Regions from separate parts of the Homo sapiens genome. Here region 2 is linked to region 1. Evidence: chromatin contacts called from ENCODE Hi-C or POLR2A ChIA-PET data. All regions are on one chromosome and are shown on one strand. Each heading gives the region's core, a stretch centred on a gene start or an enhancer-like site at or near the end of the contact. The rest is flanking DNA. Distances are from core to core; before and after follow the strand shown. Region 1 overlaps CTLA4 (cytotoxic T-lymphocyte associated protein 4). Region 2 overlaps ICOS (inducible T cell costimulator).

Region 1 (5,559 bases), core at 664-3,163:
CTATTTTTGAGTTGATGCAAGCCTCTCTGTATGGAGAGCTGGTCTCCTTTATCCTGTGGGAAAAGAGAACAAAGGAGCATGGGAGTGTTCAAGGGAAGGAGAAATAAAGGGCAGAGAGGCAGCGGTGGTGTCAGGGGAAGCCCACAGGAGTTAACAGCAGGGTTGCCTCAACCTAGAGAGGAAGCGACCTGGTGCCCTCGGCTCTGTGGCTTCCTTCATCTAACAACATCTTCCACTCTACAACAATGCCAGGGAAGGCGGAGGCTGGTACAGTGCATCAAGACACAGCTACTCCTGGGTGACAGAGGTTCAGGGCCAGCTCACTAAGTAGGCAGAAGTTTTTGACATATACTTTGAGAGATAAAGCAAGATTCTGTACCTCAACCTTCAGAATTTCCCCTACCACTCATTATAGTTCCGGAGCTATATAGCTCCTATCATTCTATCATAACCTTAGAATACCAGAGAACATATCATCTCATCTAATTATCTCTTACTATATGTGAAAAAAATGAAGGACATGGGGGAAGTGTGACTTGCCCCAAATCACATATTTCATGGTAGAGCCAGGTCTTCTGTTTGTCATATCAGTGTTCTTCCTGCCACAACCATCTTGAAGAATCTATTTCTCAGTAAGAAAATATCTTTATGGAGAGTAGCTGGAAAACAGTTGAGAGATGGAGGGGAGGCTGGGGGTGTGGAGAGGGGAAGGGGTAAGTGATAGATTCGTTGAAGGGGGGAGAAAAGGCCGTGGGGATGAAGCTAGAAGGCAGAAGGGCTTGCCTGGGCTTGGCCATGAAGGAGCATGAGTTCACTGAGTTCCCTTTGGCTTTTCCATGCTAGCAATGCACGTGGCCCAGCCTGCTGTGGTACTGGCCAGCAGCCGAGGCATCGCCAGCTTTGTGTGTGAGTATGCATCTCCAGGCAAAGCCACTGAGGTCCGGGTGACAGTGCTTCGGCAGGCTGACAGCCAGGTGACTGAAGTCTGTGCGGCAACCTACATGATGGGGAATGAGTTGACCTTCCTAGATGATTCCATCTGCACGGGCACCTCCAGTGGAAATCAAGTGAACCTCACTATCCAAGGACTGAGGGCCATGGACACGGGACTCTACATCTGCAAGGTGGAGCTCATGTACCCACCGCCATACTACCTGGGCATAGGCAACGGAACCCAGATTTATGTAATTGGTGAGCAAAGCCATTTCACTGAGTTGACACCTGTTGCATTGCAGTCTTCTATGCACAAAAACAGTTTTGTTCCTTAATTTCAGGAGGTTTACTTTTAGGACTGTGGACATTCTCTTTAAGAGTTCTGTACCACATGGTAGCCTTGCTTATTGTGGGTGGCAACCTTAATAGCATTCTGACTGTAAAATAAAATGATTTGGGGAAGTTGGGGCTCTCGCTCTGGAGTGCTAACCATCATGACGTTTGATCTGTACTTTTGATATGATATGATGCTCCTGGGGAAGTAGTCCCAAATAGCCAAACCTATTGGTGGGCTACCCATGCAATTTAGGGGTGGACCTCAAGGCCTGGAAGCTCTAATGTCCTTTTTTCACCAATGTTGGGGAGTAGAGCCCTAGAGTTTAAAACTGTCTCAGGGAGGCTCTGCTTTGTTTTCTGTTGCAGATCCAGAACCGTGCCCAGATTCTGACTTCCTCCTCTGGATCCTTGCAGCAGTTAGTTCGGGGTTGTTTTTTTATAGCTTTCTCCTCACAGCTGTTTCTTTGAGCAAAATGGTGAGTGTGGTGCTGATGGTGCACCATGTCTGATGGGGATACCTTTAGTGGTATCAACTGGCCAAAAGATGATGTTGAGTTTAGTGTTCTTGAGATGAGATGAGGCAATAAATGAAGAGGAAGGACAGTGGTAAAGAACGCACTAGAACCGTAGGCATTGGCATTTGAGGTTTCAGAATGACTAATATTTTAGATGAATTTGTTTGACATTGAATGTTCATGTGCTTCTGAGCAGGGTTTCAATTTGAGTAACCGTTGCAATAACATGGGGCAGCTGTTTTGCTCTTTGTCTTCATGACAACTGTACTTAAGCTAACAGCCCTGAAACATGAGATTAGGCTGGGCAGAATGCTGCTAGAGAGGACCACTTGGATGGTCTTTATTCTCCTTCTCCATGTCCCTCTCCATCACCTGGAAGTCACCTCTGGGTGCCACTCTGGTGCCTTCCTTGTCGAAGCTGTAGCTGCTCACATGACACCTATCCCTGTTATCCAGTTTGCTTGACTGGGACGTTTTGCCTTCCCCTTCAGCCAGGAAGTGAAAGTCCCAGTTTTTATTTATCACAGGTGTTGGTATTGGTGGTAGAAGAGGTAGAATTATGGAATCAGGCCTCCTGTCAGGATTTCTTTTTGACAGTCCCTCTCAGACACCTCTGCCTAAGGCCAGCTTTGCCATTACAAACTCTCCCTTCTCCCTCTCTCCCTTCTTCTCTTCCTCTTCCTTCTTCTCGCTCTTTCTCTCTCTCTCTTTCTCCCTCTCTGTCTCTTATACACATACACAAAGATATACTCTATTCCAACATCCTCTACCCAACCTGACAGAGATGTCCTTTGCTGTAGGTTCAGCAGTGGGGATGAGAAATACAGCTCTCAAACAGGATAACTAAAGCTTATTATCTTATCAAGCTTGTTCCCTTGCAGACAAGATTGATCAATTATCATAGGCTTTCTGGGTGTTCTTTCTGAAGCTTTCTCAAAGTCTCTTTCTCCTATCTTCCATTCAAGGCAAATGATTGCCATTTAACATCAAAATCACAGTTATTTATCTAAAATAAATTTTAATAGCTGAATCAAGAAAATCTCCTGAGGTTTATAATTCTGTATGCTGTGAACATTCATTTTTAACCAGCTAGGGACCCAATATGTGTTGAGTTCTATTATGGTTAGAAGTGGCTTCCGTATTCCTCAGTAGTAATTACTGTTTCTTTTTGTGTTTGACAGCTAAAGAAAAGAAGCCCTCTTACAACAGGGGTCTATGTGAAAATGCCCCCAACAGAGCCAGAATGTGAAAAGCAATTTCAGCCTTATTTTATTCCCATCAATTGAGAAACCATTATGAAGAAGAGAGTCCATATTTCAATTTCCAAGAGCTGAGGCAATTCTAACTTTTTTGCTATCCAGCTATTTTTATTTGTTTGTGCATTTGGGGGGAATTCATCTCTCTTTAATATAAAGTTGGATGCGGAACCCAAATTACGTGTACTACAATTTAAAGCAAAGGAGTAGAAAGACAGAGCTGGGATGTTTCTGTCACATCAGCTCCACTTTCAGTGAAAGCATCACTTGGGATTAATATGGGGATGCAGCATTATGATGTGGGTCAAGGAATTAAGTTAGGGAATGGCACAGCCCAAAGAAGGAAAAGGCAGGGAGCGAGGGAGAAGACTATATTGTACACACCTTATATTTACGTATGAGACGTTTATAGCCGAAATGATCTTTTCAAGTTAAATTTTATGCCTTTTATTTCTTAAACAAATGTATGATTACATCAAGGCTTCAAAAATACTCACATGGCTATGTTTTAGCCAGTGATGCTAAAGGTTGTATTGCATATATACATATATATATATATATATATATATATATATATATATATATATATATATATATATATTTTAATTTGATAGTATTGTGCATAGAGCCACGTATGTTTTTGTGTATTTGTTAATGGTTTGAATATAAACACTATATGGCAGTGTCTTTCCACCTTGGGTCCCAGGGAAGTTTTGTGGAGGAGCTCAGGACACTAATACACCAGGTAGAACACAAGGTCATTTGCTAACTAGCTTGGAAACTGGATGAGGTCATAGCAGTGCTTGATTGCGTGGAATTGTGCTGAGTTGGTGTTGACATGTGCTTTGGGGCTTTTACACCAGTTCCTTTCAATGGTTTGCAAGGAAGCCACAGCTGGTGGTATCTGAGTTGACTTGACAGAACACTGTCTTGAAGACAATGGCTTACTCCAGGAGACCCACAGGTATGACCTTCTAGGAAGCTCCAGTTCGATGGGCCCAATTCTTACAAACATGTGGTTAATGCCATGGACAGAAGAAGGCAGCAGGTGGCAGAATGGGGTGCATGAAGGTTTCTGAAAATTAACACTGCTTGTGTTTTTAACTCAATATTTTCCATGAAAATGCAACAACATGTATAATATTTTTAATTAAATAAAAATCTGTGGTGGTCGTTTTCCGGAGTTGTCTTTATCATCCTTGCATTTGAATATTGTGTTCAAATTTTTGATTGATTCATTCAGTATCTGGTGGAGTCTCCAATATTAGAAATACTGGAAACAAACTGAAAAACCACAAAAGGACAAATAATGCTTCATGAGTCAGCTTTGCACCAGCCATTACCTGCAAGTCATTCTTGGAAGGTATCCATCCTCTTTCCTTTTGATTTCTTCACCACTATTTGGGATATAACGTGGGTTAACACAGACATAGCAGTCCTTTATAAATCAATTGGCATGCTGTTTAACACAGGTTCTTCACCTCCCCTTTCTTACCGCCTGCTTTCTCAGCTCAACTATCACAGGCATTACAGTTGTCATGGCAACCCCAATGTTGGCAACCACGTCCCTTGCAGCCATTTTGATCTGCCTTCCTGAAATATAGAGCTTTTCCCTGTGGCTTCCAAATGAACTATTTTGCAAATGTGGGGAAAACACACACCTGTGGTCCTATGTTGCTATCAGCTGGCACACCTAGGCCTGGCACACTAAGCCCTCTGTGATTCTTGCTTAACCAATGTATAGTCTCAGCACATTTGGTTTCCACTTAAGGTTTCCTATTTTTGACCTCCACATCCTGTTATTGTCTTTTGCAGTGATTCTCAGTGTGGTCAGGGACCACCTGTAACTGAATCCACTGGGTCACTTACTAAAAACACCAATTCACACTTATTCCCAGATGCGTTGAATCAGAATCTTTGAGTGGTGGGGCCAGGAGTTTGTATTTCCAAAAATCTTCCCAGTGCTTCTTATACCCATCAAGTTTTGAGAATCACTGCTTAGGCAACTCTGTCTGTGTCTCTTCCTCTGTCTCTCCCCCTTGCTCATTCTCTTGCTTGCTCTTGCTCTCTTTCTCTCTTTCTTGCCCCAGCAAGTGCTAACAAACACACAAGACAGCACATAGTAAGCATTTCAAAAGGGGTTGTTAAAAAAAAACGAATAGGTCTTTCAAAGTAAGGTAATGATTATTACCTAGAATGAGCTCCTTTTCTGTGGAAGACTGTGCTTCTTGCTCTCTAGGCCTTTGGATGGTAGCCATGAAGAAAAACACCAATCAGGAGCCTCAGTGGATAGTATATCATTTCCACTCCTCTAAACATCTTTAGAGAGATTACTCTTTTTCATAGTTGATGGGCAGATCTGAGTGACAGAGAGTGCCTTACACAAGTGATGCCCTCCAGGTACCTTTCAGACACCCTTAGATAATGGACTACTTTATATAAGCTTAATATTTCCTCTGCTATTGCCTAAAATTCTACCATTTGTTGTTCACTGAGATAAGACTTGCCCTCTTCATTCA
Region 2 (5,617 bases), core at 2,028-4,527, 80 kb after region 1:
GATAAATGCAAATGGAAAATGCAAAATGAAAGGTTTAACTTGTCATTTCTAGAAGCCCTTTTGGCTCTTATATTATAAATCCTGTGCTTCATCTCCTCAGATTTAAAATGTCACCGTCTATATATTCATTTGTTCGCCCATCCAACCATGCTTTCATCCATCCAATAAATACTGATTGCAGCTTACAACACACCAGGTATTATTGTAGATACTTGGGATGGATTTGTGAATAAGACCAACAAGGTCCCTGGTTTTAAAGCTTAGAGTGGAGTAGCCAGACAATAAAGAAGAAAACAATCAGATAAACCAGATAATTTCAGACAGTGATAAATGCTTTATGTCAGTTAATGTACTAGATAATGACCTGGATATATTCTTTAGATTGGGTGGCCAGTGGTCACTGAAGAAGTGTCATTACTCTTGAACGATGACAAAGAAGCAGCCATGTGAAAATCAGAGAGAATGTTCTAGGTGGAGAAATGAGAAATTAAAAGCCCTGGGAACCTGCTTTGTGTGTTTGAGGAACAGAAAGAAGGGCAGTGTGACTGTGGTGTAGTGTGTGACTGGTATAAAATGGGGAGAGGTAGGAGAGGTCATGCAAGTCATGGGAAACCAGGGTAAGAACTTAGATTTTACTGTAAGTGGAATGAGAAGCACCTGGAGGTTTTATAAGCAGAACAATGACTCTATTGGATTATGCATGTAAGAAGGTCATTCTGGTTTCTCTGTGGAGAATGGATTGTAAATGGGCAGGAGTAAAAGCAGAAGCTCTTGTAGTCCCAGAGAGAGATGACAATGGTTTGGACCAGTTGAAGCTGAGATGGAGGAGAAGTGGATAGATTCTGTTGGACATAAAACAGAGGTGCTGGAAATTAGGCGTTCTTCCTGCTCACAGATTTTTAGCACTGGTCCTGTAACACTCAGTTGTTAGTGACCACTGTCTAGCTTCCTGTGGTTGCCTGCTTCTATTATACTTCTGTTGATTGTTGCTAGTGACACTTTGACTGTGGATTGAACCAAAAATCTTTCATGCACCCAGGAAGCTGTGTGACCTCGGGCAAATAATTTAATCTGTCTGGGCCTTCAGTTGTCTGTATGTACACAAAAGAGGTCACCAGATCTGACTGTGTATGATGCTGAGAAGAGGTTGAATCATGTTACAGGAAACAAAAAGTGTAAAGCTGAGGGTATTTATAGGATGCCTGAAACATGAAGTGTTGATGAAATTTATTAGCAATGGAAATGGTATGTTAGGAAGCATGAGGAGCATATCAAAGATAGTATGAGAGAGGATGTTTTGGAGAAGATTTTATATTAAAGGTGGTATGGGAAGAAAAGGCAAACATGAGAAAAAGGAAGAAAGAACAAGAAGAGAGAGATTGGTAAGGGGAACACTGACAATTTTTAACTACTGGTATGGCAACAGAATTGACCAAATAGATTTGACACCTTACCAATCAGAGCAGACACTATCTATAAAAGTGGTGCTATCTATCATACCAGCATTCCAGGCTGAGTATTAGACTTGGAGATAAGAACATCCAAGAAGGATGGAGAAAAGATCCTAGATGCTTTTGCAGTTATAAGAAACTAACGTATTCAGATCTTCCTTAAATTGTCTATCCATTAAATGCTTTAGTCATGGTTATAAGGGGCAGTCTCCTTTAATACTATTTTCAAATGTTACCAAAGGCTAAGAAGAATTTGTAATTTGTCATTTGAGCATTGTCTTAGTCCATTTTCTGTTGCTATCACTGAATACCGGAGACTGGGTAATTTATAAAGAAAAGAAATGTATTTCTTACAGTTCTGGAGGCTGGGGCCTAAGTCTAGGGGTCTAGGGGCCTAGGTCTAGGCTGAGGCCTAGGGGCGAAATCTGGTGAGGGCCTTCTTTCTGGTGGGGACACTCATCAGAGGCCCAAGGCAGTACAGAGGATTACATGATGAGGAGGTTCTTGAGAGACAGCCAATCTGGCTGTTTATAACATACTAACTCTCATGATAATTAACCCACTCCTGTGATAACCTATTAATCTGTTAACCCATTAACCCATGAATTGGATTAAGCTATTCATGGGGGTTCTGCCAATCATCTCTTAAAGGCCCCACCTCCCAATTCTATTACACTGGGGATTAATTTTCAATATGAGTGTCAGTCAGAGGGGGACAAACATTCAAGCTATAGCAAGCATATCTGTTCTATATCTGCCAAAATAGTTATGAAATAATTAATTAAATGCTATAGTTAAAAACATTCGAACTGCAGACTTAGAGCTGTCAAGCGGTTTTCCAGATGGAAAGTTTAAACACTGGATATGTGGAAACCTAAGTCAGCCTTCTGATCACTACATTTCATAATAAATAGGCGATCCAGGTAGTTTTTAAGTTAAAGATAAAAAAATGAGTAATTAAGAGCGTCCAGGCCAGGTGCGGTGGCTCACGCTTATAATCCCAGCACTTTGGGAGGCCAAGGTGGGCGGATCGTGAGGTAAAGAGATGGAGACCATCCTGGCCAACACGGTGAAACCCTGTCTCTACTAAAAATACAAAAATTAGCTGAGCATGGTGGCATGTGACTGTAGTCCCAGCTACTTGGGAAGCTGAGGCAGCAGAATCGCTTGAACCTAGGAGGCAGAGGTTGCAGTGAGCTGAGATTGCACCACTGCACTCTAGCCTGCTGGTGACAGAACAAGACTCCATCTCAAAAAAAAAAAAAAGAGTGTCCAATAGAAATGACACTCTGAAATCTTCAGCTGATGTCAGTGGCACACACTCTCAACATGCCATTCAAGAAAAATTGAGGCACGGCATTCCTGGTCCTACCTAAATACTTTTGTGGGCAAGAAAGACAGTCTCCTTTATTTTAATTTATTCTGACTTTCTGGAATAGCCCATTATGATATTGAGACAGAAAGTGGTTAACAGGAACATTGTTTTCCCTTTGGAAGACTTACCCAACAGCAAAGAATTAGCTCTCTCAGTTGTTTGCAGTCTTATCTGGATATATTCTGATGCTGAATCCAGAGAAAGCAGGTGTTAGAAATAACATTAAGATGTTTTTGTTTCACTTCTTCATTTCACGGATGAGGAGGCTGAATTCCACAGGGGTACCCTAGCCACAGAGCCTTGCTAGTGGCAGAGCCAGAATTTGCCTCTGGTTTCCTTGGGATCCACTGCAATGCACTTCCACCACACTGCACCGCCAACCATTCATGTCCTCTTGTGTTTGCCACAGTGCGGGCACAATGGGGGAAAAATCTGCTGAGAAAATCATCTTCGGAAGTAGAAGACAATGCGTCTATGTCTGTGTATACATGGTGACCACAGACGCTTTGGCTCCAAGATCATTGTGGTTTACTTGCTGCCATTCTAAAGTCTCTGGGAAATTTTTTGTGAACATTTCTAAAGGAACTGAGAACCCGTCCACTGATTTTATCTTCTGCAGCAGACGGTAGAGACATACGCATCAAAGCAACAGTGGGGCAACATATTTTACTGTCAGACAAATAAAGCCCCAAGCAAAATACCCTACGTTTTAATCTAATGTAGACTGCACCTGTTCTCATGCCAACAGTTTTTTTTTCTTTGCCTCTGGATAATATTGTTCCTTCCAGTTTTTAAAACGAAGCAAGTATTATTTTCCTTCTGTATGCTTTTAAACATACTTGTTATTATAAAACAAAACATACATATAGAAAAGTGAAAAAAATGTATAATTTAATGAATAATGCTAAAGCATACTATCTTACCCTCATAATCACCACAGGTCAAGAAATACAAGACTGTCAGCACCCCTATTTCCTTCTGATTCCAACTCTTTCTCCCTCTTTAGACAAAACCATTAGGCTGAATTTTGTGATACTAATTCAGATTATATTAACTATTTCTATTTTTTAGTAATTATGGAAGAAATCAAAACATGTATACTTCACTTAGAAAAGTTTCAAATTACATATACCTTCACTATCTTTCTAGACAATGTGCTCTATATTGACAGATGTTTCTTTTAGCACATTGGAGGTATATGTTATAATTCCACTGTATCAGGGCTTTTATTGTTGATGTTGAAACAGTCTAATAGTTGCTCCTTGGAAGGTAATCAGTCTCTTTTCTCTGGCTGCTTTTAGGATTTTCACTAAGATACATCTAGGTGTGCATACTTTTAAAAAATATGCTTGTGAATTGTTGGGATTCTTGAATCTGTGGAGTGTGACTGGGTTCTAACTAATTTTTCCAACCTATCTGCTGGTTCACCAATTTTCTCTTTAACTCTGTCTAATATATATTAAACTTATCTATTGAGTTTTAAATCTCAGTGCATTTTTTTGGCCGATTCTTGTAGGTTCTTTTTCAAATTAGTTGACTTAAATTTTCCTGTGTACTACAGATATTATTACAAGTTTTTCTCTTATTTGCTTAAACATAATAAGCTTAATTACTTTATTTTGGGGACCTGATAATTCAGGTATATAAATCATGAGTTTGTTTTTGTAGTTTGTTGTTTCTGTTGTTCCCTTGTTTTCTTGTATGTCTCATTATTTTTGTGATGTGTTTGCCATTGAATGTGAATATTATTTGTATGAAATTTTTTGAGGCCTAGGATGTAAACCTTTTCTTCTTGTAATAGTTTGCATTTTTACTTTCAAAAGCTGAAGGGTAATAATAATGCAAATCTCCTTAAAGAAAATTCAAGGATTGAGGTTTTCTAACCATTGAAGTCCAGAAGATTTTTCTGGACCATCTAATCTGAATGAGGTCTGGTTTATTTCTTTACCTGTGCTCCAAGAATGTAACTCTTTGGGGTCCCAATTTATTGGGGAGAGGGTTTTCTGCTAGATCACTCACTCTGCAGATTCTGGGAGTTGAGACATAAAAACAAAAGTTTGAATTTGAAAGAACAGCAATGCTTTCCGAGTAAAAGCAGCTTCCAAGCTTTGCCTGTCTCTCGGGGTTCTGGTTCTCTCTTCAAATTTAGCCTGGTAATTTCTCCTCCTTTGTGTCATTCTTTAATGCTTTTAATAATATTTTTGGACATTTGTTCAACATTTTTGGTTGTTTTGGCGTGAGAATTAGTTTGAATAATAGGGACTGCTATAACTGAAGACTAGAACACTTGTGCTTATTTTCACAATCAAATCACCCAAATTGAAGATATATAGGGAAAATATAAATTGAAGCCCAGGGTCATTAAGAAAATAAGTAATTGTGTATCTTAAATAAAATTAAGGCAACTAGTGTAAGTAGAGGTGTGACAAATAGCCCCTCCTGCATAATGCTAATCCTGTTACAAATTTCAGAAAGCAAAATGGCAATACATAGTATTATAACTTTTAAACATTTTGACCAAATGTCATAATATTTACATAAAAGCAAAATGCTGAAAATAATCCCAATATCCAACGTTAGTATTTTAGTTTTAACAAATTATGATAGATTAACATTTTGGCCAATAATATAGTCATTAAAAAGGATAATTATGATGACTAAAAATGAAATGTTTATGACATAAAATAACAATAGCAGAACACAAAATAACATGTTTGCTATAAATAATAAGTATGTTTTTGCAAGATAAAGAGCAAAAATATACAAATAGTATTTCTATTTCACTGTAGAA

What was found. A loop is a pair of places that touch in the nucleus more often than their neighbours do. ChIA-PET counts read pairs that join two places held with the same protein, here RNA polymerase II (POLR2A). Pooled maps may share reads with other maps.
Region 2: a map with no recorded cell type shows a loop between it and region 1 (5-fold over the local background). The contact joins two enhancer-like sites. A Hi-C loop is called at or near these places in 1 of 37 single-sample maps with no recorded cell type and 4 of 50 pooled maps. POLR2A ChIA-PET finds 5 or more read pairs at or near these places in 9 of 52 experiments (CD4-positive, alpha-beta T cell, activated CD4-positive, alpha-beta T cell, activated CD4-positive, alpha-beta memory T cell and 3 more).

The regions. Positions count from the first base shown.
Region 1 is chr2:203,869,743-203,875,301 of GRCh38, forward strand. It overlaps CTLA4 (cytotoxic T-lymphocyte associated protein 4), which reads left to right. Exons shown (of 4, transcript NM_005214.5): 2 at 844-1,191; 3 at 1,636-1,745; 4 at 2,966-4,223. The coding sequence ends at 3,070. Among named protein-coding and RNA genes, the nearest start is that of CTLA4, 4.8 kb to the left of the region's middle. RefSeq lists an enhancer at 1,712-1,821 and a silencer at 2,042-2,131. Within about 2 kb of position 1,914, at least 2 of the 41 ENCODE cell types and tissues checked have a DNase peak (open chromatin) inside an H3K27ac peak, as active enhancers do; they include CD4-positive, alpha-beta T cell, where a contact is called at or near this core.
Region 2 is chr2:203,948,359-203,953,975 of GRCh38, forward strand. The region is part of intron 1 of ICOS (inducible T cell costimulator); the gene reads left to right. Among named protein-coding and RNA genes, the nearest start is that of ICOS, 14 kb to the left of the region's middle. Within about 2 kb of position 3,278, at least 2 of the 41 ENCODE cell types and tissues checked have a DNase peak (open chromatin) inside an H3K27ac peak, as active enhancers do; they include CD4-positive, alpha-beta T cell, where a contact is called at or near this core.